Regions from separate parts of the Homo sapiens genome. Here region 2 is linked to region 1. Evidence: chromatin loops called from intact Hi-C (ENCODE). Cell type or tissue: CD14-positive monocyte. All regions are shown on one strand. Links, peaks and the distances in the headings refer to the core of each region. The heading gives the core; the rest is flanking DNA. Region 1 overlaps CLASRP (CLK4 associating serine/arginine rich protein). Region 2 overlaps CLPTM1 (CLPTM1 regulator of GABA type A receptor forward trafficking).

Region 1 (14,964 bases), core at 2,345-10,344:
CACATACTTTCTACTAAAGGGCCTTGGGTTCCGGCTCCAGCTCTACGATAGACTCACTTTGCCTGCATCTCTTTCCCCTTCTAGATTTGGTATAGGGGATGTCTGCCGAATGGGTTGTTCCCAGCAGAGTCACGTCCATATACCATGCCTTCTGACTCTGTGGTCCGTTTTTCTTTAAAAAATAGAGAAAATAGCAAGAATATGTTTTTATTTTTATTTATTTATTTATTTGAGGCGGAGTTTCGTTCTTGTTGCCCAGGCTGGAGTGCAGTGGTGTGATCTCAGCTCACTGCAACCTCTGCCTCCTGGGTTCAAGTGATTATCCTGCCTCAGCCTCCTGAGTAGCTGGGATTACAGGTGCCCGCCACCACCCCCAGTTAGTTTTTTGTATTTTTAGTAGAGACGGGGTTTCGCCATATTGGCCAGGCTGGTCTCGAACTCTTGACCTCAGGTGATCTGCTCACCTTGGCCTCCCAAAGTGCTGGATTACAGGTGTGAGCCACCACGCCCAGCCAAGAATACGTTTTTAAAAGCATTTAGAAAGATGGGGTCTCACTGTGTTGTCCAGGCTGGTCTGAACTCCTGGGCTCAAGTGATCCTCCTGCCTTGGCCTCCCAAATTGCTGGGATTATAGACATGAAACACTATGCCCAGCCAGGAACAGATTTTTTACCTCTGTGTATTTTACTCTGCCCGCACAGATCAGATTGTGAGCTCTAAAAAGGAAATTTCTCCTTGATTTAAATGAATATTTGCCAGCATTTGACAATTTGCCAAGTGTTCATGTATGTCCAGGAATTTTCTCCCAGCCCAGCCTTATCACCATTGTCATTTTCCAAATGAGGAAACAGAGGCTCAGGGAAACTTCTCGCTGCTCTGGGCTTGCCCAGGGAGGTTTGGATCCCAACAGACTTGGGCTTTTTTGTCTGTATTATCATTACATCTGCACAACCACCTAGCAAGGTAGGGGTGACACCCCGTTTTGGGGTTTTTTGTTTTTTTTGAGATTGAGTCTTACTCTGTTGCCCAGGCTGGCATGCAGTGGCGCAATCTCAGCTCACTGCAACCTCCACCTCCTGGGTTCAAGTGATTCTCCTGCCTCAGCCTCCCAAGTAGCTGGGATTACCGGCGCATGCCACCATGCCCGGCTAAGTTTTGTAGTTTTAGTAGAGACGGGGATTTCACCATCTTGGCCAGGCTGGTCTTGAACTCCTGACCTCGTGATCCACCCGCCTCGGCCTCCCAAAGTGCTGGGATTACAGGCGTGAGCCACCGCGCCTGGCCATCACCCCATGTTACAGACAAGAATGTCGAGGGGGAACACCCTGTCCAAGGAGCTGGGATTCTCCACGTGTCCTTAACCACTGCTCCCTGTTGATGGAAAGCTCCTAACTCACCTACCAAGAAGGACTTGAGATTCCCTTTCTTGGGATTCCCTGTGGAGTTAAGGGAAGGATGGAGTTCTCTGCTGGGTTTGTCCCTTACCACCTGGCAGGTCTCGGCTTCCTCCTCGAGAAGGGTGGTGGTGTTGATTTTGTTGCGTGGGGTGGTTGTAAGAGTTGAGTGAGATGATGTGTATAAAACCCCAGCACCGAGCCTGGCACAGTCAGCCCTCCATGTGGGTTTGCTAGTCCAGTATTTGTTTATTTCTAAGATAGATGCTTTTTTGATTTTCTAAAATCAGAGGCTGCCAAAATTCTAGTGATCACTGAGGCCTTAGAATCAGGGACATGTGTTATAATTGATACTGTTTTTGCCATCATTCCAGGCCACATGGCTTCCTGGTGGTAGAGCCAGGGTTCCCCTTAGTTTCGCCTCACTCTGCATTTATTCATTCACTTCCACAAACAGTCATTGAACACCTGCGGTGTGGCAATGGTAGGGGAGAGGGCAGCAGCTCCATAATCAATGTCAGTGATGCCAATTGCAAACCAAGGTGATGTGACAGACAGTGTGCCATTCTCTGAGAAAAATAGGACAGAAGTCCTGGATAGAAGCTCCCTGGGAGGCACGGATAGGCCACAGGATTCCAGGCCGAGAGCAGCCTGTGCAAAGCCCTGTGTCAGCCAGGACTGTGAGCACACTGGAGGGGCAGAGAGAAGGCCCGTGTGGCTGGAGCAGGGAGAGCGAGGGCGCTTGTGCAAGACAGGGTCAGCAGGGCCTCTCTTGGGCTTTGGAGACAACAAGTAGAAATTGGGGTATCTGCTAGAACAAGGAAGGGCCGTGCTACATCCCCTTCTGGCCTGCCAGCCTGCCCACCTCTTGTTCCAGATAGAAAAGCTGAGGCCAGCCGGGCACGGTGGCTCATGCATATAATCTCAGCACTTTGGGAGGTTGAGGCGGTGGATCACCTGAGGTCGGGAGTTCGAGACCAGCCTGACCAATATGGAGAAACCCTGTCTGTACTAAAAGTACAAAATTAGCCAGGCACGGTGGCGCCTGCCTGTAATCCCAGCTACTGGGGAGGCTGAGGCAGGAGAATCGCTTGAACCTGGGAGGCGGAGGTTGCGGTGAGCCAAGATCGCGCCATTGCACTCCAGCCTGTGCAACAAGAGTGAAACTCTGTCTTAAAAAAATAAGAAAAGAAAAACTGAGGCCTAGGGAGGGAAGGAAGGAAGGGGACTTACAACCCACTGTCCCACAGCGAGTCAGGGACACGTGTCTCACTGCAGGGAAGATCAGGAAGGCTCTGGTACATTGTTGAGTCCCCCAGGCTGGGTGTTGGGGGTGCAGGAGAGCCCAGGTCATCCCAGCCCACACCTAACTTAAAATGAGCCACAGAGAGGCATGCAGTGGAGTGACCTGTGCAGTCAGAATGGCGTGTGGCACTCAGGAGCAGGTTATGGTTCTGAAGGGTCCAGCCAGAGGCCTCCAGAAACAGTGAGAATGGTGGTAGAGTGCCCAAGTACCAGGCCAGGCACTCACTCTGCCCGTGGTCCCATTTTACGGAAAAGGAAACTGAGGCACAGATGTGTTAAGTCCCTTGACCAAGGTCGTGTGTCCAAGGCTCTGCTGCAGTTGCTTGTGTCCCACCAGACATAGTTTGATTATCTGGAAGTGGTGACTGCCCCCCAAGGTGCACTGGGGTTGCACCTGTCTTCCTGCCCCACCGCACCCTTGTGTTCCCCCACTGAATTCCTAGTGTCCCCAACCCACTCTGACCTGGGGTCTCTTGTTTGCTGCAGTCTCAGAGGAGCAGTGCCTGTACCAGATCTACATTGATGAGTTGTACGGAGGCCTCCAGAGACCCAGCGAAGATGAGAAGAAGAAGTGAGTCGGGGTCTGGGGTGCAGGGGGTTGAGGAGGCAGGAGGGCTGGGAGCCCCAGCCAGGCATGGCCTCTTCCATCCTGTCCACCAGGGTCTCCCCGAAACCAAGGATGGTGTTCAGCACACAGTCAGTGCTCAATTAATAACTGTGTAGAGGAAGAAGCCCTGTCAGGGGGCCCCGGCTTGCCGAGGGCTCTGCGTTACATTTTCAGCTTGGGAAGTGGTGGGAGGTGCAGGCCCTGTGGTGAGACAGCCCTGGGTTTGAGTCCTGGCTGTGAGGCCCTGAGTGGGAATTGTCTGAGCCTTGCTGTGCTTCCCTGTAAAATGGGGCTGGCAGGAGGCCCTACTGCCTGGAGTTGGGAGGCATGCAGGAGATGGGGCTTGTGAAGTACCTATTCCAGCACCTGCCATGTAGTGAGCTTGCAGTCAGCCCTAGCTGATGTCACTCTGGAGAGAGGCTTCTTAAAGCCGCGTCCCTCAAGGAGTAGCTGGGGAGACCCGGGCCTTATCCTGGAGCAGCTGCCTCTGAGGAGCAGTGGCCGAGCAGTCTCACTTCTCTCTTCTCCACCTCAGTCTGATGAGTGCAGGCCTCCCGCCCTCACACACGCTATTCCCTCTGCAGGGCTTAGCTCTCCTCCAGGCCAGCTGCTGTTGCCCTGGTGCACGGTAGCCTGGAGCCCTGGCTCGGGGCTGGGCAGCTCCCTCAGTGACACCTTCCCTCCTGCTACCCCTGACTGCTTGCCGCCTTCCTCCACTGGGAGGGGTCCCATGGGACTGTACTGGGAGCTTCTTGGAGACTTCAGCCCTCGTCCACGGCCCCAGCCTCAGGATCCTGCTCAGGCCCTGCTCTGTTCAGGGCAAAGCTGGGGCACCTGGCTGCTCAGGAGGACTCTGGGCTGTGCCCTTGTGGGACTCATGGTCTAGGCGGGAGACAGACCTTCCCCAACAGAGATGACCCAACAAAGGCAGGGCTGGGGAGCTCAGGACAGTGCTGACCCACCCTAGGGTACCAGTCAAGGACTTCTTGGCAGGTGGGGCCCTAGAGCTCAGATGTGGAGGAAGAGGGAGGAGCTGGGTGTGGGCAGGAGCAGAGGGTCCTAGGCTGAGGGAGAGCCTGAGGGGAGGGGGCCGTGGCACTCGAGACTGGTGTGTGGGGCTAGCCTGGGGCCCTCATCTCCACTGGGCACGGCCCTGGCTTACCAGCTCCCCTTTCTCAGGCTGGCAGAGAAGAAGGCTTCCATCGGTTATACCTACGAGGACAGCACGGTGGCCGAGGTAGAGAAGGCGGCAGAAAAGCCAGAGGAGGAGGAGTCAGCGGCCGAGGAGGAGAGCAACTCGGACGAAGATGAGGTCATCCCCGACATCGGTGGGGTCCCCTCTCTGCCCTCCCCACCTGCAGTCCCTGGGCATCGTTTCTGTGTCTCGTCCCTCACCCTCTGTGGGGCACCCCGTGCTTACGAACCGTGTCTCTCTCCCTACCCCGCCCCAGGGCACACCAGCCTCCTGCTGCCCCTGTCTCACTCCTGTCCTCCTCCGTTCCGGCCTTCCTCTGCCTCACTCATCTCTCATTTCTAGGGTGCTATTTCTATGATCTTTTCCCCTCCTAGGTGTTGGCTCCATTCTCCTCCACTTGGGCCGGCCTCTCTCTGCCTTTGCCCCTCTCTCCTGCTCTCTTCCCTCCTCTGGAAAACAAGTGTTCATCCTCTTACAGAGTCAGCCCCCATCCGCCAGGCATCTGTTCACCCTCCTCTCTGCCATTCACCTCCCCTCTGGATTCCCACTGATCAAACCACCCCCAAGTCTCTCTGTTTTTCTCATCCTGGTTCTTACTCCAGCAACTGGCTCTTTTTATTTATTTATTTATTTATTTTTGAGATGGAGTCTTGCTCTGTTACCGGGCTGGAGTGCAGTGGCATGATCTTGGCTCACTGCAACCTCCACCTCCTGGGTTCAAGTGATTCTCCTGCCTCAGCTTCCCAAGTAGCTGAGACTAAAGGCACACGCCACCACGCCCAGCTAATTTTTGTACTTTTAGTAGAGACGGGGGTTTCACCATATTGGTCAGGCTGGTCTTGAACTCCTGACCTCGTGATCCACTTGCCTCGGCCTCCCAAAGTGCTGGGATTACAGACGTGAGCCACCGCGCTCAGCCCAGTAGCTGGCTCTTTATTCACACTCTGTGGAGCCACACATTGACCTCCGCCCAGCCCTCCTTCCTCTGGCTTATCACACGCCCTGCTTCCAAACACCTGTGACCCACACCCTGCCTGCCACCCACCGTGATCTCCAGCCGCCATCTTTCCGCCCCTGTTCAGTCCTCCCTCTCACGTCAACCCCACCACACGCCTCACTCATCCATTCCTCCCTCCCTCCATCCACCCATCCCTCCTTCCTTCCTTGCCTCCATTCCATTCATCCATCCATCCATCCCTGCATCCCTTCATCCATCCCTGCACCCATCCGTCCATCTCTCCCTTCTCTTTCCCTCCCTCCGTTCATCTGCCCCTTCAAGCCCTGTCCCCGAGCTGCCTCTGTCCACTGTGTGTTGTGCTCACCTCTGGCAAGCCCAGTGCCAGCCTAGGGCATGCCAAGATGAGCCAGACTTGATGCCATCCCTTCCTGAAGAATCCCTCAGTCTGGCGGGCGCCCCATCATCCCCGCCTCCTGGAGCACTGCCCCTTCTCCCCTGTCCTCTCGCTCGGCCGTGGCTCCTGACAGCCTTTCTCTTGGTGCAGACGTGGAGGTGGACGTGGATGAATTGAACCAGGAGCAGGTGGCAGATCTCAACAAACAGGCCACGACTTATGGCATGGCCGACGGTGACTTCGTCAGGTGAGGCCTGCCTGCTGACACCCCTACCCATTCTGTGGGCCCCACCCTGGCATCTCACTATTACTCCCGGTATTGACAGCCATCCTGTTTGTGAGCATTTGTGTGCCTGGCCCTGGGCCCAGGACTTTACACATGCAGGTCCCTGAGCCTATGGTGGTCGTGGCCCCACTTCATCTGTGCAGAAACAGGCTGCACCCAAGTCACCCAGCCTGCCCTACTTAGTGCGACCTGGGGCGAATCTGACTCTTCGAAGCTCTGGGGATTCCTAGGCTGGGGGACAGCGCCCTCTAGTGGAGAGGCTTCATTCCCTGGTTATTTATCCTGGCAGTTGCTGGTTGTACCTCTACCCTGAGCCACACCCCCTGCTGAGCTCACAAGACCACACAGAATGGTCCCAGCTCACTGGGCAGTGAACCAGAAACGGAGCCTGAGCATGGCACCCTCTGCCCAGAGCCCTTTGTGGCTCCCACCTCCCTCAGGAACATCCAGTGTCCTCACCATGGCCGAAAGGTCTTACCCATCTGGTCCTCTCAACCGCCACCATCCCCCGCTGCCCAGCCTGCACAGTCTCCTTGCTCCTCAAGTGCAGAGGCCTGGGCCAGCCCCTGGGCCACTCTGTCTGCTGTTCGCTTTGGACGTCTGCAGCTTGCTCCCCCAGGTTTTTCTCTAGATACCCTGTTTTGTGTGGCTTCCCTGAGCTCCCTCTTGAAAACTGCAGCTTCCTCTGCCTTTGCTCTACCATCTAATGGACCACACATTTTATTCCCTTGCTCATTATCTTCTCCCCTAGAATGTAAGCCCGTGCAGGTGAGGATTTCTGTTTTTTTTTTTCAGTGCTCAGTTCTTGATACCTAAGATAGCACCTGGCACACAGAGGGTGCTTGATAAGTGGCATTGAATGAAAGATACCTCAGGCTGGCGTGGGGTGACTCAGGTCCCTCACTTTCTCTGATGACTCAGTCTGTGTCCTCCTTACCCTGTGGCCTGCCCCATCCTCCACCCTAATTCTCACCCACCTCTATAGGATGCTCCGGAAAGACAAGGAGGAGGCAGAGGCCATCAAGCATGCCAAGGCTCTTGAGGAGGAGAAGGCCATGTACTCGGTGAGGTCTGGGCTGGAGTGGAAGGGGACAGGGGTGTGTCACAGGGAGGGCACCCCCTCACCAACCTGGCACCCACCCTACTCCAGGGACGCCGCTCTCGACGCCAGCGGAGAGAGTTTCGGGAGAAGCGGCTGAGGGGTCGCAAGATCAGCCCACCCAGGTAGGGCTTCTCCCTGAACCCCCACCCTGCTGGCATCTGGGGGAGGAGAGCAGGGGCTTAGGGCCTGAGAAAGCTCTTTGGAGGCAGGCATTTGACTTGAGAAAGGAGTCTTTCTAGTGGGGCGATGCATGGCCATCGTGAAGGTTTAGAGGTAGGAACGGCCTTGAGGGCCATGTGGACTCCTTTCCTTGCCAGCCCCTCCCCTCACCCTACTGGACTGGGGGCCCTTGCCAGACTCCCAGGAGCCCATGCACAGGCGGCATAAGGCTCTCACCAAGGCGGCAGAGAGGGCACAGGCTTTGCCCTGGACTCTCACCCAGTTCTGCTGCTTGGCTTCTTCCTGTGTCGGAGTTTGGACAAGTGACTTCCCGAACTCTCTGAGCTTCAATTTTTTCCTTTGGAAAACAAGGCATTATCACCTACCTGGAGAGAGGGCTGGGCAGTCCCCACAGGGAGGTCTTGGGACAGGTTTGGATGAGGCAGGCTGGCTTGGAGAGGAAAGCCCAGCCTGGGTCAGGAGGCCTTGAGGAGAGGCCCTGTGCAAACCCATGCCTCTTTTTGCCACATCTCTTAAAGGAGAGTGACTGAGAGTTCCTGTAAGGCTTAAACAACTTGTAGGTTCAGCGGTTGGTATCGGAAACATTCCTTAAAGAATAGCACCAATCGTCATTGCTGTCAGCGGTGGCACAGAGGCACACAGAGGGTAGTGCAGGAACGCCCAGGCTGGGTGGCCATAGGGCCTGGGTTTGGATCCCAGTTTCCTCCTTTATGAGCTACGTAATGCTGGACAAGTGACTTCACCTCTCTGGGCCTCAGTTTCCTCAGCTGTGATAGTCTCTCTTTTTTTTTTCTTCCCCCAGAGACAGGGTCTTATTCTGTCACCCAGGCTGGAGTGCAGTGGTGTAATCACGACTCACTGCAGCCTCAAATTCCTAGGCTTAGGCGATCCTCCTACCTCAGTCTCCTTAGTAGCTGAGATTACTGGTATGCGTCACCACGCCCAGCTAATTAAAATAAAAAATACTTAGTAGAGATGGGGTTTTGCGGTGTTGCCCAGGCTGGTCTCAAACTCCTGGGTTCAAGTGATCCTCCCACCTCAGCCTCCCAGAGTGCTGGGATTACAGGCGTGAGCCACCGCACCCAGCCTATTTTAATCTTATCATCATCATCATCATCATCATCATTAGTAAGCCCGGACCCAGTGAGAGCCAGAGACAAGGATTGGGAGGAGGGATGCTTTCATTCTAGGGTCAGGAGGCCAAGCAGAACCAGAGCTGCTGAAGTCCAAGTTCCTCAGAGTCATGATGGGTCTAGGACATTGTAGGGTGGGGCTTAAGTTCATGCTTTGGACAGATCTGAGGTGGGGGTGGGTGGAGGAATTAAGGGGAGGCCCCCAACCTGGTCAGCAGCCCCCTCACTGTGCCAGGTACCTAGCTTTGGGTCCTCAGGTTGGCGGGCTTATCCCAAATTCATGACTGCTGAGATCTTAAGCCCTAATTTGTCCCACCCCATTCTTTTCTCTGTAGCTATGCCCGCCGAGACAGCCCCACCTATGACCCCTATAAGCGGTAAGTTGCTCTGGAGGACCAGGGAATAGCAGACAGGGAGCCTCCTGATGGGGACAGGGGTGCTGAGGAGGGGATGGGAGGTTCACCCTGCTAGGCCACCCCAAGATCACAGACTGCATGATATGTTCTGGGTCTGAATCATTTTTGTGTTTTCCAGATCACTGTCTTGTTTTCCCAGTTTTAAATAAAATTTTTTTTTTGAGACGGAGTCTCGCTATGTCGCCCAGGCTGGAGTGCAGTGGCACGATCTTGGCTCACTACAAGCTCCGCCTCCCAGGTTCACGCCATTCTCCTGCCTCAGCCTCCTGAGTAGCTGGGACTACAGGTGCCCGCCACCAGGCCTGGCTAATTTTTTGTATTTTTAGTAGAGTTTAGTAGGGTTTCACCGTGTTAGCCAGGATGGTCTCAATCTCCTGACCTCGTGATCCACCCACCTCAGCCTCCCAAAGTGCTGGGATTACAGGCGTGAGCCACCACGCCCGGCCAATAAAATTTTCTTTATCTTTGAAGCTTCTTTATTTTATTTTTCTGATTTAAATACAGTGCAGCCTTGTGGTAAAAATGACCAAATATGGCAAAACAGTGTGACTGAGAAATCAAGTCACTTTAATCTCAATTTCCAGAAGTGGCCAGTGGGAAATAACGGGCACTCAGTAGCACCGCTGGGCACAGGTCGTTGTCTCGTGGATGAAAGAGTGGTTGGAGAAGGGATTTTGTGAGGGACCAAGCTCAGTCTGATCCCAGTCCCCCTCATCCAAGCTCCATAGCTCTCTGAAGCCCAGTTCCCTCTTCGGAATGGGGGTGGGAATGGGATCTTCCTCATGGGGCTGTGGGTCGAGGTTAGATGAGATAAGGTGTTGAATGGCTTCTGGGGAAATAAAAGGTGTAGGTTAGTGCTCCATACATGGGAGTGTCAGGAATATCAGATACTTTCTTTTTATTTTTAAAATTTTATATATTAAAAAACACGTTTGTTTTTTTTTTCTTTAAAATATTGAGATGGGGCTCACCATGTTGACCAGGCTGGTTTTGAAGTTCTGGCCTCAAGCAGTCCTCCCACCTGGGCCTTCCAAAGTGCTGGGATTACAGGCATGAGCCATCACACCTGGCCACTTTGTTTTTATTTTACTAAAATAGAATTGCACCACACTCAGTGTTTTAGAACTTGCTTTTTCCTCCCAGATTATCCATGTATCTTTTGAGTAAAACTTTTCTGTGTTTTGTACAGAGATCTGCTTATCTTTTTTTTTTTTTTTTTTTTTTTTTTTGAGACGGAGTCTCACTCTGTTGCCCAAGCTGGTGTGCAGTGGCGTGACCTGGACTCACTGCAACCTCTGCCTCCCAGGTTCAAGCAGTTCTCGTGCCCTCAGCCTCCTGAGTAGCTGGAATTACAGGTGCGCGCCACCATGCTCGGCAAATTTTTTTTGTATTTTTTGTAGAGACAGGGTTTTGCCTTGTTGGCCAGGCTGGTCTCAAACTCCTGGTCTCAAGTGATCGGCCTGCCTCGGCCTCCCACAGTGCTGGGATTACAGGTGTGAGCCACCGCGCCCGGCCTGCTCATCCATTTTTCATAGCCACATAAAATCAGAGCAGTTGTGTGTCATTGTCCTTCCTGGTTATTTAGCGAAGGCTGCATGGTTGTGAGTCAAGTCCTTGTCCAGAGCTGGGTCTCCACTGCCCTCCAGGCTCCATCCACCCGCCTGGTTTCCCGGGTCGCTGTGGCCCGCGCTGGCGCTGCTGTTGATCTGCTGTGTGTGCTGTTCCCGAAGAGGCTCCGGGAGCCTGAGCTAGTGAGCCTCCTCCTCCCTACCCGCAGGTCACCCTCGGAGTCCAGCTCAGAGTCCCGCTCCCGCTCCCGCTCCCCGACCCCGGGCCGCGAGGAGAAGATCACGTTCATCACCAGTTTTGGGGGCAGCGATGAGGAGGCAGCCGCAGCCGCTGCTGCCGCAGCAGCATCAGGAGTCACCACAGGGAAGCCCCCCGCACCTCCCCAGCCTGGCGGCCCCGCCCCGGGACGTAATGCCAGCGCCCGGTCGGTAACGCTCACGCCGCCCGCCCTACGCCCCGGTCACCATGGGGGGTACCCGGGGCAGAGGGGGGCCGCGGCTCAGGCCTGCGCTGACCGGCCCTCCGTGCCCCGCCTGCAGCCGCCGCTCCTCCTCCTCCTCCTCCTCCTCTTCTGCCTCGAGGACCTCCAGCTCCCGCTCCAGCTCTCGCTCCAGCTCCCGCTCTCGCCGTGGTGGGGGCTACTACCGTTCCGGCCGCCACGCCCGCTCCCGGTCCCGCTCCTGGTCCCGCTCCCGCTCCCGCTCCCGGCGCTATTCCCGGTCCCGTAGCCGTGGCCGGCGGCACTCAGGTGGGGGCTCCCGAGACGGACACCGGTACTCCCGCTCGCCCGCCCGGCGTGGTGGTTACGGGCCCCGGCGCAGAAGCAGGTGTGTGTGGCTGGGCGTGGAGGTGGGAGGGGCTGGGGGGGCGCGGTCTCCGATCCTGGGGAGAAGGTGCTCAGAGGGAGGAAACCTGGCCGTCCAGCTCAGAGAACACCCCATCTAAGGGGACAGGCACAGGCCACTGCTCTTCCGCAGGAAGCCCTTGGTTGGAAAGGGCAAGGCATGGGTGTTTGCGTGCGCGTTCTGGTGGCAGTGGAGGTGGATCCCAGCCGCTGTTTTCCACGACAGGGTGTGGAGAGGAGACTGTGCATCTCTCTCTCCTCAGGAGACTGTTTTTGCTGTCAGGGGTTCCAGGTGGAGGGGAGTAGAAAGCGCATGGACGCTCCAGGGTTTTCTGTAGCTTGAAGGGACGGGTCCGGGCCTTGAGGGCTGGGAAACCCCTTGCGGAGGGGGAGGGGCGCGTTCCTGTGTGGCCAGGAGCGGATGGGGAAGCGAAGCGGGTGGAAAAAATCAAGACAGCTCTTTGGCCTGGCGTGGTGGCTCACACCTGTAATCCCAGCACTTTGGGAGGCCGAGGCAGGCGGATCTCCTGAGCTCAGGAGTTCGAGACCACCCTGGGCAACATGGTGAAACCCCGTCTCTACTGAAAAAAAAATTAGCTGGGTGTGGTGGCACACGCCTGTAGTCCCAGCTACTTGAGAGGCTGAGGCAGGAGAATCGCTTGAAACCGGGAAGCAGAGGTTGCAATGAGCTGAAATCGTGCCACCGCACTCTAGCCTGGTGACAGAGTGAGATTCCGTCTCAAAAAAAAAAAAAAAAAAAAAAATTAGCTGGGCGTGGTGGCACGCGCATGTAGTCCCAGCTATGCAGGAGGCTGAGGCACGAGAATCGTTTCAGCCCCGCAGGCGGAGGTTGCAGTGAGCCGAGATTGTGCCACTGCACCCCAGCTTGGGCTACAGAGTGAGACTGCGTCTCAAGAAAAAAAAAAAAAAAAGACATTTCATTTTGGAGACGACATGGTGAGAGGCTAGCTCTAGGGATGGTTTAGAAAATAAAGTCACCTGGGGACTGGTCCACCCCCTTCCGGTCCCCTTGCCTGTTGGGGTCAGGGCTGCCCTGGGAAGGGCAGCGACGCTGGGTTGGTAGGAGCATAGACTGCAGGGCACCTGCCTGAGTGTAGAGTCCCTGGGCCTCTAATTCTGTAAAATCGCGGTAATAGCATCCGCTTCTCTGAGCTGTTAGAGGTGTAACAGGTAAACCCATGTAAGGTGCTTAGGACAGGGCTGGTGCTGGCTAAGTGCCGTTAATATCGTCAGCATCATTACCTGCGTTATTGTAGCACTGATCGCCATGTCAGCTGCCTTCAGGGTCTGGCAGGTAAAGTAGAGGGGCCAGGTAGAGATCCTGCTGACCTGGCAAGCACATGTTCCCTCCAGTCGGGGCGTTGACCGCTCAGCAGCAGGTCTAGTGTCACCCAGTCTTTCTAGTTCTCAGGAGAAGTTGAGGGTCTGGATTTTTAGAGGATAGCTCTTGTTTCCTTTACTTTTTTTTTTGAGACAGAGTCTCACTGTGTCACTCAGGCTGGAGTGCAGTGGCACAATCTCGGCTCACTGCACCTCCTCCTCCTGGGTTCAAGTGATTCTCCCGCCGCAGCCTCCCAAGTAGCTGGGATTACAGGCATGCGCCACCACACCTGGCTAATTTTTGTATTTCTAGTAGAGACGGGGTTTCACTGTGTTGGCCAGGCTGGTCTTGAACTCCTGACCTCATGATCCACCCACCTTTGCCTCCCAAAGTGCTGGGATTACAGGCGTGAGCCACCGCGCCTGGCCCTTGTTTTCTTAATAATGACAACAAATTTTTATTTTATAAAAACGCAATTCAAAAATTAGCCGGGTGTGGTTGTGCACATCTGTAATCCCAGCTATTCAGGAGGCTGAGGCAGGAGAATTGCTTGAACCCAGGAGGCAGAGGTTGCAGTGAGCCCAGCTATTGCACCACTGCACTCCAGCCTGGGCGACAGAGAGAGACTGTCTCAAAAAAAAAAAAAAAAAAAAAAAAAAGAGCCCAAGCAGAGTCAGCGTGTGGCCCAGAATTGGCTTCCAGGTCATATATTCCTTGTAGCTTACCCAGAGCAATGACAGGAGAAAGGCTTGGGGGACAGGTGGGACCTGGGCACATCTTGCATGCCAGCCTGAGAGTGGGCAGTGGGTGGAGAGTCCCACCAGTGTCCTGAGCAGGGAGAGGATGGGGTTCCGCATCCCCAGACTGGAACTTGTGGGTCTGTGCTGAGACTGGTGGAGGACAAGGGGTGGTCCCCACTATTGTCGAGACCCTGGACACAAGCAGGATGAGGTGGTGGGTGAGGGTGTAGATGAGGTCACCGTGGAACACTGTTGTGCCTGAGCTGGACACGGCTCATAAAGGGGGAGCCAGCCATCCCTCCCAGAGCTCACCTCCCGGGAAGTTAGCAAGCGGGTGTCTAGTGAGGGAGAGGTGACGTGGGCCAGGCAGGGCTCATGATGGCAGGACTGCCCTTAGGCTGAGTGTATCTAGAGCGCCATCTCTGTAGCCGGAGGGAGGCCGGAATGCCGCTCTGGGACATTTTGGAGGGAGAGTAGCAGGAGAGGAGAGTCGAGCCTGTCACCCTGGGCCTTGCAGGAAGGAGGACTGTGGATCCGGACCCAGGGTGGGGTGCGGTTGGGGTCCCTGGAGCCTCACAGTCCTCCTCCCGCCCTGCTGCATCCCCAGGAGCCGCTCCCACTCAGGGGACCGCTACAGGCGGGGCGGCCGGGGCCTCAGGCACCACAGCAGTAGCCGCAGCCGCAGCAGCTGGTCCCTCAGCCCGTCCCGCAGTCGCAGCCTGACTCGCAGCCGCAGCCATAGCCCCAGCCCCAGCCAGAGCCGCAGCCGCAGCCGCAGCCGCAGCCAGAGCCCCTCGCCATCACCCGCAAGAGAGAAGCTGACCAGGCCGGCCGCGTCCCCTGCTGTGGGCGAGAAGCTGAAAAAGTGAGCGGGGCGGGTCTGGAGGAAGAGGGCTGCCAATCTCGGGTGGGGAGGGTGAACATCACTGTTTTCTTTTTGAGGGGAACTTAGCCCTACCCTGGGAGGTCTGGGGGGTGGTGTATGGCCCTGGCCTGGGAGGGTGGATTTCAGGGGGACACAGCCCTGGCCTGGGGGGTCTGAGGAGGACACACCAAATCCTGGAGGATCTGCACAATTAGAACCTTGTCCTGGGTGAGGGTCAGAGGGGGACAGGTCCCTGTCTTACAGGTTCTGTGGGGTCTGAGAGGGACATGGTTGCACCCTGGGGCATCTGAGGCCCATGCCTTGGCTACCTGGTCTGAGGGCAGTGCTGAGGCTGGGGTCAGAGGTGGCAGCTGCCCTTTCCCCCTCCCAACCATGTCCTCTGGCCCTGCCCCCACCCAGGACCGAACCTGCCGCTGGTAAAGAGACAGGAGCTGCCAAAGTCAGTAAGAATTTGGAACTCGCCCGTCTAATTCCCGTCAGCAGCAGTGCCCAAGAGCTGGGCCCGGTGGGCCTGCAGGGGGGCCCGGGTGGGCTGGGAGATCCAGCCCCAGGGACAGGGAGGGGAGGGGAAGGGTCTGCCCCTGTGAGAACCATGTCCCTCTCCCCTCCTCAC
Region 2 (14,964 bases), core at 3,115-11,114, 70 kb before region 1:
GGTCTAGCGTGTGTTTTATATCATAGCACTTCTTGGTTTGGACCAGCCATATTTGCAGTGCCCAGTAGCTGCATGTGGCCAGCAACCCTGATACTGGATGGTGCAGCTCTAGAAGATTTTCCTCCAAGAAAGGGGGGCTTTTTCCTCCCCACAGGAGCCAGGTCCATCTGGTCTGGATGCCTCCAAGCTGCAGAATGTGTTCTTTGCCTGAGCCAAAGCCTCTCTCCCCTGTGCCTCCCCCTCCACCAGCCAGCGCTGCCCTCTGGGGCTCTCCCTTCCCTGGACAGTCTCTGTCAGGTGTGGACACGATTGGGGCATGTCCCCCTGGAATTTTCTCCAAGTCAACCCTTGAGTGTTGGTTTCTCCCCCTGGACACAGGAGGAAGATCCCCAATGATTTAATAATCATAGAAATGATGAGGATTGGCCAGGTGGCTCAAGCCTGTAGTCCCAGCAATTTGAGAGGCCGAGGCAGGTGGATCACTTGAGGTTAGAATTTGAGACCAGCCTGGCCAACATGGTTAAACTCCGTCTCTACTAAAAATACAAAAATTGCTGGTCATGGTGGTGGATGCCTGTAATCCCGGCTACTCGGGAGGCTGAGGCAGGAGAATTGCTTGAACCTAGGAGGCAGAGGTTACAGTGAGCTGAAGTCATGCCACTGCTCTCTAGCCTGGGCAACAGAGTGAGACTCCATCTCAAAAAAAAAAAAAAAATGAGGATGACGTTTCTGCTAATAAGCAGTAGGCCCTGGGCCAAGAAGTGGTGAGGCTTTTCTTCCTTCTTTAGGGAAGTGACATCACTCACCAGCATCCCTTAGCTTGTAGGATTCAGAGCCAAGATTGCCCCCAGAGCCCCCGCTGTTGGCCAGGTCTCTTTCCCCTTTCCCTGTCTCTCCCTGGCCCCAGGGGACAGGATAGAGACTTGAGGGAGGGCAGACTGAGTTTTCCTTCATAGCATAAGGAAGAGCTGAAAAGTCCCCGGGCTCAGTGGCTCACGCCTGTCATCCCAGCACTTTGGGAGACTGAGGTGGGCAGATCACGAGGCCAGGAGATTGAGACCAGCCTGGGCAACATGGTGACACCCTGTCTCTACTAAAAATACAAAATTAGCCGGGCGTGGTGGTACACGCCTGTAGTCCCAGCTACCCAGGAGGCTGAGGTGGGAGAATAGCTGGAACCTGGGAGTCGGAGGTTGCAGTGAGCCAAGATCACACCACTGCACTGCAGCTTGGATGACAGAGCGAGACTCTGTCTCAAAAAAAAAAAAAAAAAAAAAAAAAAAAGAAAAGAAAAAAGAAAAATACTTAGCTTCTTTTCGGGCCAGGTGCGGCAGCTCACACCTGTAATCCCAGCACTTTGGGAGGCCAAGGTGGGCAGATCACGAGATCAGGAGATTGAGACAATCCTGGCTAACACAGTGAAACCCTGTCTTTACTAAAAATACAAAAAATTAGCAGAGCCTGGTGGCACACGCCTGTAATCCCAGCTACTTGAGAGGCTGAGGCAGGAGAATTGCTTGAACCCAGGAGGCGGAGGTTGCAGTGAGCCGAGATTGTGCCACTGCACTCCAGCCTGGGTGACAGAGCGAGACTCTGTCTCCAGAAAAAAAACAGAAACGTCCCCAGGCCAGGGCAGAGGTTGGGAGATGGAGCGTGGGCACGCACAAGCCCCTTCCTCCCCGGCAGCATTTGGGACAACATGGCAGGGGGCCTGTGGCCAACTGGGCCTCTGCGAGAGGAAGTGAGGCCAACTCCTGGCTGGGGATTCACAGCCTCAAAGTGTTTCTCATCTTGGTTTCTCATGTTGGTGGCTTCAGGCCTTTTTTGGAACCGTCTGCTGCCTCTTTATAGTCATGTATTCAACTGGTCATCACCGAGCCTGTGCAGGCGCCCCATGTGTATTCAAACAGGCCCTGCCCCTACCCGCATTTCCGCACAGAGTTTGCAGACTGGTTGCAGGGACAGACAGCAGGCAGGTAAACCACTGGCTAAGTGGTTTTGGATAGTGGTGAAATGTTGTGAAGGAAACAAGCTGGCAGGAGAATGACTGCATAGGCTCATTCAGTGGGGTGGCCAGGGAAGCCCTGTGGAAGAAGGACATTCTGCCAGGGACTTGAATGCCACGGAGGAGCCAGGCCACGAAGATTGTGTCAGGGCATGGGTTCCTGGGACACGGGGCAGCACGCCTGAAGGCCCCGGGTTGGCATGTTTGAGAAGTGGAAGGTGGTGAGGGTTGAGAGGTCACCGGGGCTACGGTGAGTGTCTGGGGTTCCAAAGCTGCGGGATGCCATGATCAGTCACTTGTTTTTATTTATTTGTTTGTTTGTTTTCTTTTTCTTTTTGAAACGGAGTTTCGCTCTTGTTGCCCAGGCTGGAGTGCAACAGTGCGATCTCAGCTTCCTGTAACCTCCACCTCCCTAGTTCAAGCGATTCTCCTGCCTCAGCCTTCCGAGTAGCTGGGATTACAGGCACCCGCCACCACATCCGGCTGATTTTTGTATTTTTATTAGAGACGGGGGGTTTCACCATGCTGGCCAGGCTGGTCTCTAACTCCTGACCTCAGGGGATCTGCCCGCCCCAGCCTCCCAAAGTGCTGGGATTACAGTGCCCTACTGAGCTGGGGTTTCTGCCTGGGGCATTTGGTGATGGTGGCGTCCCCATGATCATGAGGAACTGGGATTCGTTGAGATTTGGGGAGGCAGTTCTGGCATTCCAGGTCACATTGATCTCAGCAGGTGAGTGCAAGGTGGATGCCAGGAGACCGTGAGCCGTTGCTGGTGGGCAGGGGTCCGGGCTCTGGAGGCTGCAGGTGCCAGCAGGTCTCACGTCCCCTCCTTTCCCACCTCCCAACCACAGTGATCAACAAATACAAGCGCAGACGATTTCAGAAAACCAAGAACCTGCTGACAGGAGAGACAGAAGCGGACCCAGAAATGATCAAGGTAAATGGGCAGGGTTGTCAGGGCCTATAGGGACCAAGCCAGGCCATTCACAGCTCATCCCAGACCACTGGGGCTGTCATCTGTCACCACCACTGAACCACCATGCCGGCTCGGTCATGCCACCTCCCCTCCCTGAGCACTGGGCTCCTCCTCTGGGAAATGGGGTCAGGAGGCAGCTGTCTCTCAGGGAGTGAGGAGGATCCCAGACAAGGTTACCTGAGCCTCTTGCCAGCCTGGGAGGGGTCTACATCACAGTCCCATTGTCACATGAGGACACTTGCTCAGTCTCAGCCGGAAGTGGCAGGCCAGGGACTCTCACCCACACAGCCAGGCCCCAGAGCCCAAGCTCAGCCTGGCTCCAAGCACACACACGAGAATATGGCTTTAGTAGGAACTGCAGGATTCATAGTTGCTGTCACTCCCAGTGGGCTGGGGAGCCGGGCAGTTAATCTGTGGTTAACCTGCAGTGGGCACTAAGAGACTTCCTCTCTCTGCGGGTGGTCCTGTGTTGGGGGGGTGGTCCCTGCTCATGGAGCTGAGGCCACCGTGCAAGAGTGTGTGGAGCCTGCTGTCATGAGGCTGGGCTTCGCAGCCTGGCCTAGGATGCCAGCCCTGCCTCTACCTCTACCTCGGTTTTCTACATGTGGGGTGGGAGGATCCTGTCGGTGGCCGGAAGGGTCCTGGGTGGCGGAATCTCTAAGCCTAGGGAGGAGAGCCTTCTGCCAGCAGTTGCTGTGGTGGCTGATATTCTGCTGCCAGGGTTGTCAGGGGAGATGGCTCATGCCTGTTTTCCCAGCATTTTGGGAGGCCGAAGCAGAAGGATCACTTGAGCCCGGAAGTTCAAGATCAGCCCAGGCAGCATAGTGAGACCCCATCTCTTCCAAAAAAGAGAAAAAAGAAAGAAAGAAAAGAAGCTGTCCATGGTGGCTCACGCCTCTAATCCCAGCACTTTGGGAGGCCGAGGTGGGAGGATCGTGCTTGAGCCCAGAATTCGAGACCAGCTTGGGCAGCATAGTGAGACCCCATCTCAGAAAAAAAAGAAAGCAAAGATTAAGATTTTCTCGGGAACCCTGGGGAGGAAGTGTACAGAGAGTGATAGTCCCCGAGCACTTCCACCTGCCTCTGAGGTCCTTCCCCCCATGTTGCCTCAGAGGGCTGAGGACTATGGGCCTGTGGAGGTGATCTCCCATTGGCACCCCAACATCACCATCAACATCGTGGACGACCACACGCCGTGGGTGAAGGGCAGTGTGCCCCCTCCCCTGGATCAATGTAAGCTCCCCAGCCCTGCCAGCTGCCTGCAGAGCCTTTGAGAGGGTGCTCGGGGTCCATCTCCTTGTCTTCTCCTGGCCCTGTCCCCCTGAGAGAGCTTTCCAGGGCTCCACCCTCCCAAGCTCCCACCCTGTCCTATCCCCTTCCCATGTCCTCTCCCTCTCCCACACCACCACCCCTGGGGACCCCAGGACTGACTTCTACACGCCAGCATCGGTCCGCAATCAAGTGCCATCCAGCCCACAAACTGTTTTCAAAAAATGTCTTATCACTTGCCAGCTTTTGAAATTGAGGCAGTATCACTTAAAAGCCACAATTTCTGGCTTATTTTATAAAACTGGGTTACATGGTCACCCACAGGGCAGCCGTGGGCTGGAGCTGAGCCACAGCTGCCCCCTTCAGTGGGGACCTGCCTGCCCTTTGCCTCAGTCCCCTCTGCTGAGGTCAAGGCACCCTTTAGCTCCTCATGGTGTGGCCTAGAAATGTCCCCTGTCCTCCAGTCTCTGTAGAGGGGCCCTGTTGGGTCTCTCCAGACATCTGAGGCCTGCGGGTACCCTGGCCTCCTGCCCGGGCCAAATGGTGCCCCTGCCCCACGTGCTGCAGATGTGAAGTTCGACGCCGTGAGCGGTGACTACTATCCCATCATCTACTTCAATGACTACTGGAACCTGCAGAAGGACTACTACCCCATCAACGAGAGCCTGGCCAGCCTGCCGCTCCGCGTCTCCTTCTGCCCACTCTCGCTTTGGCGCTGGCAGCTCTATGCTGCCCAGAGCACCAAGTCGCCCTGGAACTTCCTGGGTGATGAGTTGTACGAGCAGTCAGATGAGGAGCAGGACTCGGTGAAGGTGAGTGCGGCCGGTGTGGGCGGGACTTCCCGGTGCCTTCCTGGGCGCAAGAGGCCAAGAGGAAGTGTGCCAGGCCTGGGCTGTGGGACCTCCCGCCTGGTGCTCCTCTGCCCACAGTTTCACAACCTCCCAGGTCCCTTCTCCACAGTGAAAGGAAGTGGGCACCCAGCCCTCCAGCCCTAGATGACTGGGGGTCCTCTCCCCAGGCTGTTCTGTTGGACCCTTTGGGTCCAGACCTGTCCCTTCCTCCTTCTGTCCCAGACCTTGTGTCCCTGGCCCTGGCTCCAACTCTGTGTCTCTGCCATCTCACTGGGTCCTGAAATGTCAGCCTGTGTCTGTGGCGTGAGGCTCGGCTTTGCCTCCTGGGCTGTCGTCACTGTTGGGTCTCTGCTCCTGGCTCCCAGTGTCCCTTCACCCACTCCCCGCAGCACTCCCTTGGCCTCTGCCTCTTCCCCTAGTGCCATCTCCCCGTCTCTTCTGTCTTTGTGAGTCACCCTCCTCTCTCTCCCCATCTGCCCATCTCTGACCCAGTCTCCTCCTGGCTGGCCCACCTTCAGCCTCCCTCTACAGGCGGCCCCAGGGGCAGCCCTCGGGACAAAAGCTAGTGAAGGTGCTCCTGGGTGGGGACAGGCTGTGCTCACATGTGTCCCCTGCAGGTGGCCCTGCTGGAGACCAACCCCTACCTGCTGGCGCTCACCATCATCGTGTCTATCGTTCACAGTGTCTTCGAGTTCCTGGCCTTCAAGAATGGTAGGAACAGGACCCCAGGGCTAGTGAGAGGCTGTGCAGGGTGGGGGACAGGACCTGCCCCCTTCCTCCTCCCCTCCCTCCCCACATGTCCTCCCCCTGCCTGGGGTCTCTCAGCCCCACTCTCCAGAGGCCTAGTGAGCTGGGGAGGGGCAGTGGCCCCAAAACTCCCAACCCAGAAATTCCCACCCACCGGGTGTGGAGCTGAGGGAGGGGCTGGCCCGCTGGTGGGGCAGAGGCCAGGCCAATACTGCCAGGAAGCAGGGCTGGGGAACTCCAGAGCCAAGAGCAGGGAAGCCCCGGAGCTGCTCCCGCCACCCTGCCCGGCAGGCTGCCTGCTGCGGGAGGCCGCTTAGGGCTGAGTGGACGGGGCCTGCCCAAGTGGGAAGGAGGAGCACTGTCCCCCAAAGGTCCCTAGGTTCTAAGGCTGACCATACTGATGGCCAGCGTTTGAGGAGAAGCAGCCACATGCCAGGCACTGTCCTGGGTACCCTCCCCAGTAGCTCCTTGAGCCCTGTGGGAGCCAGAGGCTCAGGGATGTCACTTGCCCAGTCACACGGTTCCTAAGGGGCAGATGGTTCCAGCCCCAACTCTCATCTTCTAGGCCCTGCAGGCCACTTCTTCCTTGCCCAGAGCACCCCAGTCTGAAGGAGTGGCCTGCGGCCCTGTAGCTCCCGCAGGCGGCAAGAGGAATGAGTAGTAGTATTCCTGGTATTAAGATGCTATTGCCGGCCTGGTGGTGGCTCTCGCCTGTAATCCCAGCACTTTGGGAGGCCAAGGTGGGAGGATCACCTAAGCCCCGGAGTTTGAGACCAGCCTGGGCAACAAAGCGAGATTCGTTTCTACACAATTTTTTTTAAGAATTAGCTGGGCATGGCAGCGTGTGCCTATGGTCTCAGCTACTCGGGAGGCTTGGGCCTGAAAGGTCAAGGCTGCCGTGAGCCATGATCACACCACTGAACTCCATCCTAGGCAACAGAGTGACACCCTGTTCCAAAAAAAAGGACGCTCTTGCCATTATTGAGAACTACCATCTGGAAGAATGCAGTGTCATACGGGCACAGGAGCTGGTGCCGACCCCAGCCAGCCATCTACCAGCTGTCGCTGGGAGACGGGACCCTTCTGCCTAGGAGCTGGCTTGGCTGGGGTCCAGTGAGAAATGAGGCACAAGAAGGCTGTCCTCCCCAGTGTCATGCAGCAGGGGGCGCAGGCCTCACTTGGCACCAGTGCTGTGTGGCCTCCCTGGTCTAAGGAGAGGCTTGGGCCCAACTGCTCCCACGAGAACCCACCAGAACCCTGTCTCCAGACCCATTCTTCTCAGTTGGGACAGGGGTCATTCTGATGGGCAGGGGTGGGTGGGGTGAGGCTATGGAGTGTGCCAGAGCTCTGGGATGTGGGGGAGCTCTGGGATGTGGGGGAGCTCTGGGATGGGGTAGGGTGCACATGGACCAGAATTCACAGCCCTCACTCCCTGAGTGCAGAGCTGGCCCTGACTCTGCAGGACTGCAGACCTGGCTCCACCACTGTGCTACAGACGTGGTGGCTCAGCCTCCTGTGGCTGCGGTTAGATGCTCAGCCGGGCGGGGTCAAGAGAGGGGTGTCCGTGGTGAGACCAGGGCTCAGAGAGGAGCATGCTGACATGGATCCTTGGCAGCATCTAGGCGGAGCACTGGAAGGAGCTCCAGACTGGAGCCCAGGGCCCTTTTCAGTTTCCTGAGCATGGCTGTGAGCCAGTTCCTTCCCGGTGTCAGGGCAGGGGCCTGGAGGAGGTGGTCTTGAAGTGCATGCCACAGATCTTCCTTCCCAGGGAGGGCGAGCTGGCACCATGGTGTGGCACAGACCCCGCGTCCCTTCAGATTCTGCCATGCCAGGCTGTTTGGCCTCAGGGAAGCAGCTTCCCTGACCAGTCCTTAGCACCTGGCACGTGGTGAGCCCTGTCCATGGCACCAGTCACCGTCACCATCAGTCAAGGGACTGCACCTTGGGGTGCTGGGTGCTGACGTCCTATGGGAGGGCTCCAGGGGTGCCGCCTGTCTGGTGCTCTGGGGGTCACCCAATGAATATGAGAGCCTTCCTGGGAGAGAGGGGTCTCGTTCAGCACCCCTCCTGAGGACCCAGCCCCACCCCAGGGTGTGAGGATGCAGGCCAAGGGGGCCTGAGGGAGCTGCAGTAGGGTCTCAGCACCTCCTCAGCCTCCTGGTTCCCCCCTACCCCCTGCGCACAGATATCCAGTTCTGGAACAGCCGGCAGTCCCTGGAGGGCCTGTCCGTGCGCTCCGTCTTCTTCGGCGTTTTCCAGTCATTCGTGGTCCTCCTCTACATCCTGGACAACGAGACCAACTTCGTGGTCCAGGTCAGCGTCTTCATTGGGGTCCTCATCGACCTCTGGAAGATCACCAAGGTCATGGACGTCCGGGTAAGGCTGGGGCGCCATGCTGTCTCGGGAGCTGCAGGGGTTGGGAGGGGGTAGTGTGGCCCAGCTGGACCCTGGAGCTGGCCCCCGGGGGATTCCCAGCAAGTGCCTCACTCCCAGGACTGAGGGGATTTTCTCACCAGGGGATTTTTTGGGTCACACATGGGGCAGGGGAACTGGGAACGGTGGGGAAGGGCAGGGGCTGGTTCTGGCTTGTGGGGTGGGAGCCAGCGTAGCAACTGACCATGGCACCCACCTCATCCACAGCTGGACCGAGAGCACAGGGTGGCAGGAATCTTCCCCCGCCTATCCTTCAAGGACAAGTCCACGTATATCGAGTCCTCGACCAAAGTGTATGATGATGTGAGTGTCCTGCACAGTGGGCCCCTGGGGGTGGTCTCCAGGTACCACGTATCCCTGAGGCACCCGGGGCCGGCCATCTGTCTGCCGGACCCATGCTTTACAGCCTGTGCCACATCCTCTGTGTCCCCCATCTGCCATAACTGCTTCCCTGGGCGAGTCCGGAGTCCCCAGGGCTACCTGGAAATTCCCCCTGCCCGGCCTGCCAGACCAGGTGTGGTGGGTGAGGGCGGGGAGCAGGGCTGCCAGGCAGGGCTGAGGAGCTGGCTGACAGCCCCACCCTGTGGCCCCACAGATGGCATTCCGGTACCTGTCCTGGATCCTCTTCCCGCTCCTGGGCTGCTATGCCGTCTACAGTCTTCTGTACCTGGAGCACAAGGGCTGGTACTCCTGGGTGCTCAGCATGCTCTACGGCTTCCTGCTGACCTTCGGTGAGCGGTCCGGCCGCCCCAGGAGAGAGCAGGCCCCATGCTGCGCAGGGCTCACAGCCCCAGTGTAGGAGACAGACCCATCCCCAGACAGGGACAACCTAGGGTGGGCAGAGCTGGGATATAGGGAGGCCCGAGGGCACACATGGCCCCATCTGGGGTCAGAGAGGACTTCAGGGAGGACATGAACAGTACGCTTCAGTCCTCATTCTCAGGGGGCCTTTGTGTCTTGGGAACAAGTAAACAAGTAGGGCCAGGTGCAGTGGCTCACACCTGTTATCCCAATGCTTTGGGAGGCTGAGGCAGGAGGATCACTTGAGCCCAGGAATTCGTGACCAGCCTGGGCAACTTGGCAAGACCCGATCTCTACAAAAAAACACAGAAATTATTGGGGAGTGGTGGTGCGTGCCTGTAGTCCCAGCTACCTGGGAGGCTGAGGTGGGAGGATCCCTTGAGTCCAGGAGGTTGAAGCTGCAGTGAGCCATGATTACGCCACTGCACTCCAGCCTGGGTGACAGAGTGAGACCCTGTCTCAAAAAACAAAAGACCGGGTGAATCACAGCCAATAGTGAGTACTGTGAAGGGCAGAGTGGTGGGAGGATGCACATTAATAGGGGTCCGGGGGCCCCTCTGAGGACAGGACATTTAAACAGAGGCCTCAGATATCCAGGGAGAGAGCTGTGCGGATGTGACAGAAGGCCCCACCAGTGCAGAGGCCGCTGGTAGAGTGTGCCCAGGTATAGGAAGTGGTAGAGTGTGCCCAGGTGTAGGAAGTGGTGAGGGGGCTGGTATGGCCAGTGCAGAGTGCACAGGGGAGAGGTGGGAGAGGCCATCCCTCTGCTCATGGGTGCTCTCACTGCAGGCTTCATCACCATGACGCCCCAGCTCTTCATCAACTACAAGCTCAAGTCTGTGGCCCACCTTCCCTGGCGCATGCTCACCTACAAGGCCCTCAACACATTCATCGACGACCTGTTCGCCTTTGTCATCAAGATGCCCGTTATGTACCGGATCGGCTGCCTGCGGGACGGTGAGGCCCGGTGGGCAGGTGGGAGCTCCCACCGGAACAGGGCCCTGAGGCAGTCTTTAGGGCCCAGGCCTGAGGGGGTGCCACGGCCCCAGATGGGGTGCTCAGTCTGAGGGGGCTCGGCCCCGCCCTTGCATCACGCCCTCTCCACCCAGGCCCACCTGGCTGTGGACGGGCCAGCCCGACCTCACACTGCCTCCCACCCCTCTCCAGATGTGGTTTTCTTCATCTACCTCTACCAACGGTGGATCTACCGCGTCGACCCCACCCGAGTCAACGAGTTTGGCATGAGTGGAGAAGACCCCACAGCTGCCGCCCCCGTGGCCGAGGTTCCCACAGCAGCAGGGGCCCTCACGCCCACACCTGCACCCACCACGACCACCGCCACCAGGGAGGAGGCCTCCACGTCCCTGCCCACCAAGCCCACCCAGGGGGCCAGCTCTGCCAGCGAGCCCCAGGAAGCCCCTCCAAAGCCAGCAGAGGACAAGAAAAAGGATTAGTCGAGACTGGTCCTCACCTGCTCCGGCTCCTGGCGACCACTACCCCTGCGTCCCGGCCCCCTCGCCTCCCCTCCCTGTCGCCCTTTCCCTGGACAGATCAGGCCGGGGCGGTGGGAGGCCCGCCTCAGGTCAGGGCCCAGCGTGTGATGTAGGGGCCGGGGCAGGCCAGGGTTTGTTTGTGGAGGCGCTGTCTGTCCCTCTGTCCCTCTGTGTTTCCAGCCATCTCGCCCTGCCAGCCCAGCACCACTGGGAATCATGGTGAAGCTGATGCAGCGTTGCCGAGGGGGTGGGTTGGGCGGGGGTGGGGCCGGGCCCCCCTACGGGATGCCCACGGCCGTTCATCATCTTGTCCCTCGTCCCCCTACCACACTCCCCCTCCTAGACCGCCGCCCTTTAACACAGTCTGGATTTAATAAATTCATATGGGTGTTTAACTTAAACTCAGCACTGCCCCTCCTCCTCGTGCCTTCCTTCCTCTGTTGCCTTGGACAACAGCTTCCAGCAGGGATGAGGTGGCTTTCCTGGGTCTGGGAGAGTGACCTGACACGGTACGGGACCTGTAAAGGTGGGGATTGTGACCTTGTGTCAAGAACCATACCTGGCCGGGCGCAGTGGCTCACACCTATAATCCCAACACTTTGGGAGGCTGAAGTGGATGGATCACTTGAGGTCAGGAGTTTGGGACCAGTCTGGCCAACATAGTGAAACCCTGTCTCTACTAAAAATACCAAAATTAATTGGGAATGCTGGCAGGCACCTGTAATCACAGATACTCGAGAGGCTGAGGCAGGAGAATCATTTGAACTCGGGAGGCGGAGGCTGCAGTGAGCCCAGATCACACACTGCACTCCAGCCTGGACAACACAGCAAGATTCCATCTCAAAAAAAAAAAAAAAAGCCATACCCGCCAGGCCAGGCCTCTTCCTCACTTCTCGCCCTCCCACCAGCCCTCTGAGATTTCATTAACTGGCCTCATTTCAGATTGCTGGGGAAGCTGCTTGCAGGGAGCTCGCTGCCCTATACCCTTTCCTGCCAGCTGCCCCTGCTGGGTGCAGGCTGGAGCCTGCCATGTGCCCGCTGAATGTCTCCTAACCCGACACCACCAGGCAGGGCCAAGTACAGCTTTCAGCCGGGTCGCCATGAGCACCTGCCACCCTGAGGCCTCAGCACAGCAGTTGGGGCACGCTAAATGTGTGCCATTGGCTTTTTGCGCTGACACCCACTCCCAATTTTGGGGAGCATGGGGGTGAAGGCTCAGCCTGCCTGAGTGGCACCTGGTTGGCTGGCTGTAGCACTCTGTGAGTGTTGGGGTGTCATATCACATCCCCGGGGCTGCCTGTGCTGACAACAGAGGTGGCATGAGTTGGATTTCCCATCCCAGCCCCTGGTGCTGGGACTCTTCGCCCACTGGATAGGTGAGCTGAGCGAGGCCTCTGTGTTCTGAGGGCTGGGGACCCTACATTCCCAGGTTTACTGTTTTGGGGGGTGGTCTCAGCAACACTTCTGGGATAGGGGGCCCAACGCTGAGGACCACACCAGGTTCCTTCAGGCTCCAGCTGCCACCCCATATTGCAGAGCCAGTCAGGGGATCCATGAGGCCCCAGGGAGACGATGGCACCCTCGGAGCCCCATACCACAGGTCCACAGGCCATGGCAGTCTCCCATCCCTCAGGGCAGCCATGGGTCTCCATTACCCGCCCCCCAACTCTATACCATTCCATGGATCCCCGGTGCCCTTGGAGGAACCCCAGCCTCTGCACCATGGCCTGACTGACAGGCTCCTAGGAACCCCGGAGGTACAGGGCTCTGCAGCCCCTTGAGACTGGTGGGCTCTCCAGCCACCTGGACTTCCTGGCCTCGTCACCCCTGGTTCTTCCTCCTCTCACAGCTCCACGCCCAAGCCTTTGACAAGGCCCATCAGCTACCCCCACAACTCCCTGGGGGTCTCACCTCTTCATTGGGACCACCTGCTCCACCTGCTCCATGCCCCTCCTTACCCTGTGGTGTTCTTGCTCAGTGTTCTGTCTGGTCCCCTGTCCCGGTCCTGCCCTCCCCACATCCCATTCACACTCTAGCTAGCAGCTAGAGGAAACTCTTTTTTTTCTTTGAGACAGAATCTTGCTCTGTTGCCCAGGCTGTAGTGTAGTGGTAGGATCTCAGCTCACTGCAACCTCTGCCTCCTGGGTTCAAGTGATTCTCCTGTCTCAGCCTCCTGAGTAGCTAGGATTACAGACATGCACCACCACGCTTGGCTAATTTTTTGTATTTTTAATAGAGACGGGATTTCGCCATGTTGGCCAGGCTGGTCTCGACCTCAAGCAATCTGCCCACCTCAGCCTCCCAAAGTGCTGGGATTACAGACATGAACCACCCTGCCCGGCCCAGCTAGAGGAAACTTTATAGTTTATTCTACTAAAGCACAAACCTGACCCTGCCCAGCCCTTGCTCAGAACCTACTGTGGGTGCACAGTGACCTCAGGAGAAAGCCCAGGCTCCTTACTGGGGACTGAGACCTTGGTGATGGGGACACTTATTAACCCCTGCATCCAGCCTGGTCTTCCCCCTACCTGGATCCTGCCCCCAGGCACACAACCCCTGTCCACTTCTTTTTTTCTTTGAGAGAGTCTTGCGTTGTCCCCCAGGCTGGAGTGCAGTGGCACAATCACAGCCCTGCAGCCTTGACCTGCTGGCTCAAGCGATCCTCCTGCCTCAGCCTCCCAACTACCTAGGACCACAGGCAAGTGCCACTACGCCTGCGTAATTATTTATTTATTTATTTAGTATTTTTATTTATTATTATTATTTTTTGAGATGGAGTCTCACTCTTGTTGCCCAGGCTGGAGTGCAGTGGCACGATCTTGGCTCACTGCAACCTCCACCTCCCGGGTTCAAGCGATTCTTCTGCCTCAGCCTCCTGAGTAGCTGGGATTACAGGCACCCACCATCACACCCGGCTAATGTTTGTATTTTTAGTAGAGACAGGGTTTCACCATCTTGGCCAGTCTGGTCTCGAACTCCTGACATTGTGATCCACCTGCCTCGGCCTCCCAAAGTGCTGGGATTACAAGTGTGAGCCACAGCACCTGGCCGCCTGCGTAATTTTTAAATTTTTTGTAGAGTTGGGGTCTCTCGATGTTGCCAAAGCTGGTTTCAAACTCCTGGCCTCAAGCAGTCCTCCCAGCTGGGCCTCCCAAAGTGCTGGGATTACAGGCCTGAGCCATCACAGCTGGCTTATCCCTTCTTTATCTTACCCATGTGTCCTCCAAGCTGTGGCTCCAATGCTCACTCCTGTAGGAAGCCCTCCCTGACTGCCAAGTTCTCTGGGGTCTCTCATGGCAGCCCTGCCCACTGTGAGTCATCACTGGGGACAGGTTGGTCTCTTCCACTGGATGGAGCCCCGTGAGGACATAGCCAGACCTGTCTTGATCACTGCTGTGTCCCCAGCATAGGGCCAAACACAGAGAAGCCACGCCAGGAATATTTAATGAGTGCATGTTGAACAACCCCAACATTCACTTTCCCAGACACATGAACACATCCAGAAGTGTGGACCTCGGTGGGGCTCATATTCAGACACTGGAGACTGTGACAAGCAGTCAACAAATGTAACAGCTGAACCCTGCCCCTGGGTAGTGCCGTGTGCTGGGGTGTTTTGTGTATACAGCCAGGACCAAGACAGACCCAGACCTGCCGTCATGGGGCTCACAGCCCAGCAGAAATCCTGAGCACTGAGGATATCTGACATGTCCTTTTTAATTTTTATTTTTATTTATTTACTTTTTTTTTTTTTTTTGAGATGGAGTCTCGCTCTGTTGCTCAGGCTGGAGTGCAGTGGCACGATCTCGGCTCACTGCAGCCTTCGCCTGTCGAGTTCAAGCAATTCTCCTGTCTCAGCCTCCTGAGTAGCTGGGACTACAGGCACCTGCTACCAAGCCCAGCTAACTTTTGTATTTTTAGTAGAGACAGAGTTTCACATTTCACCATATTGGTCAGGCTGGTCTCGAACTCCTGACCTCAAGTGATCTGCCTGCCTCGGCCTCCCACAGTGCTGAGATTACAGGCATGAGCCACGGCGCCTGGCTATCCTTTATTTATTTATTTATTTATTTATTGAGACAAAGTCTTGCTCTGTCGCCCAGGCTGGAGTGCAGTGGCGCGATCTCGGCTCACTGTAAGCTCTGCCTCCCAGGTTCAAGCAATTCTTCTACCTCAGCCTCCTGAATAGCTGGGATTACAGGAGTGCGCCACCACGTCCAGCTAATTTTTGTATTTTTAGTAGAGATGGTATTTTACCATGTTGATCAGGCTGGTCTCAAACTCCTGACCTCATGATCCACCCGCCTCAGCCTCACAAAGTGCTGGGATTACAGACGTGAGCCACTGTGCCTGGCCCCTTTTTATTTATTTGTGTTCTTTTTGAGATGGAGT

Evidence for each region. Peaks named below come from ENCODE experiments on the same cell type or tissue, not always from the same donor. Only the 100,000 strongest peaks of a DNase experiment are listed, where the experiment ranks them.
Region 2: it touches region 1 in a loop (9-fold over the local background); 19 of 110 quality-filtered maps call a loop at or near these places.

The regions. Positions count from the first base shown.
Region 1 is chr19:45,053,265-45,068,228 of GRCh38, forward strand. CLASRP (CLK4 associating serine/arginine rich protein) reads left to right here. Exons shown (of 21, transcript NM_007056.3): 6 at 3,186-3,270; 7 at 4,486-4,634; 8 at 6,004-6,100; 9 at 7,125-7,203; 10 at 7,290-7,363; 11 at 8,890-8,931; 12 at 10,748-10,963; 13 at 11,079-11,366; 14 at 14,073-14,330; 15 at 14,751-14,790. Among named protein-coding and RNA genes, the nearest start is that of ZNF296, 16 kb to the right of the region's middle. RefSeq lists an enhancer at 4,010-4,079. In CD14-positive monocyte, for the core only: CTCF peaks have their summits at 6,389 (motif pointing left) and 6,589; a DNase peak (open chromatin) is centred at 6,387; H3K27ac peaks cover 3,073 bases.
Region 2 is chr19:44,982,362-44,997,325 of GRCh38, forward strand. CLPTM1 (CLPTM1 regulator of GABA type A receptor forward trafficking) reads left to right here. Exons shown (of 14, transcript NM_001294.4): 6 at 2,857-2,942; 7 at 4,094-4,214; 8 at 4,818-5,062; 9 at 5,719-5,812; 10 at 8,034-8,224; 11 at 8,489-8,584; 12 at 8,877-9,012; 13 at 9,872-10,039; 14 at 10,250-10,980. The coding sequence ends at 10,536. Among named protein-coding and RNA genes, the nearest start is that of RELB, 12 kb to the right of the region's middle. RefSeq lists enhancers at 6,740-6,899, 7,380-7,429. In CD14-positive monocyte, for the core only: CTCF peaks have their summits at 7,005 (motif pointing right) and 7,212; a DNase peak (open chromatin) is centred at 7,010; H3K27ac peaks cover 1,484 bases.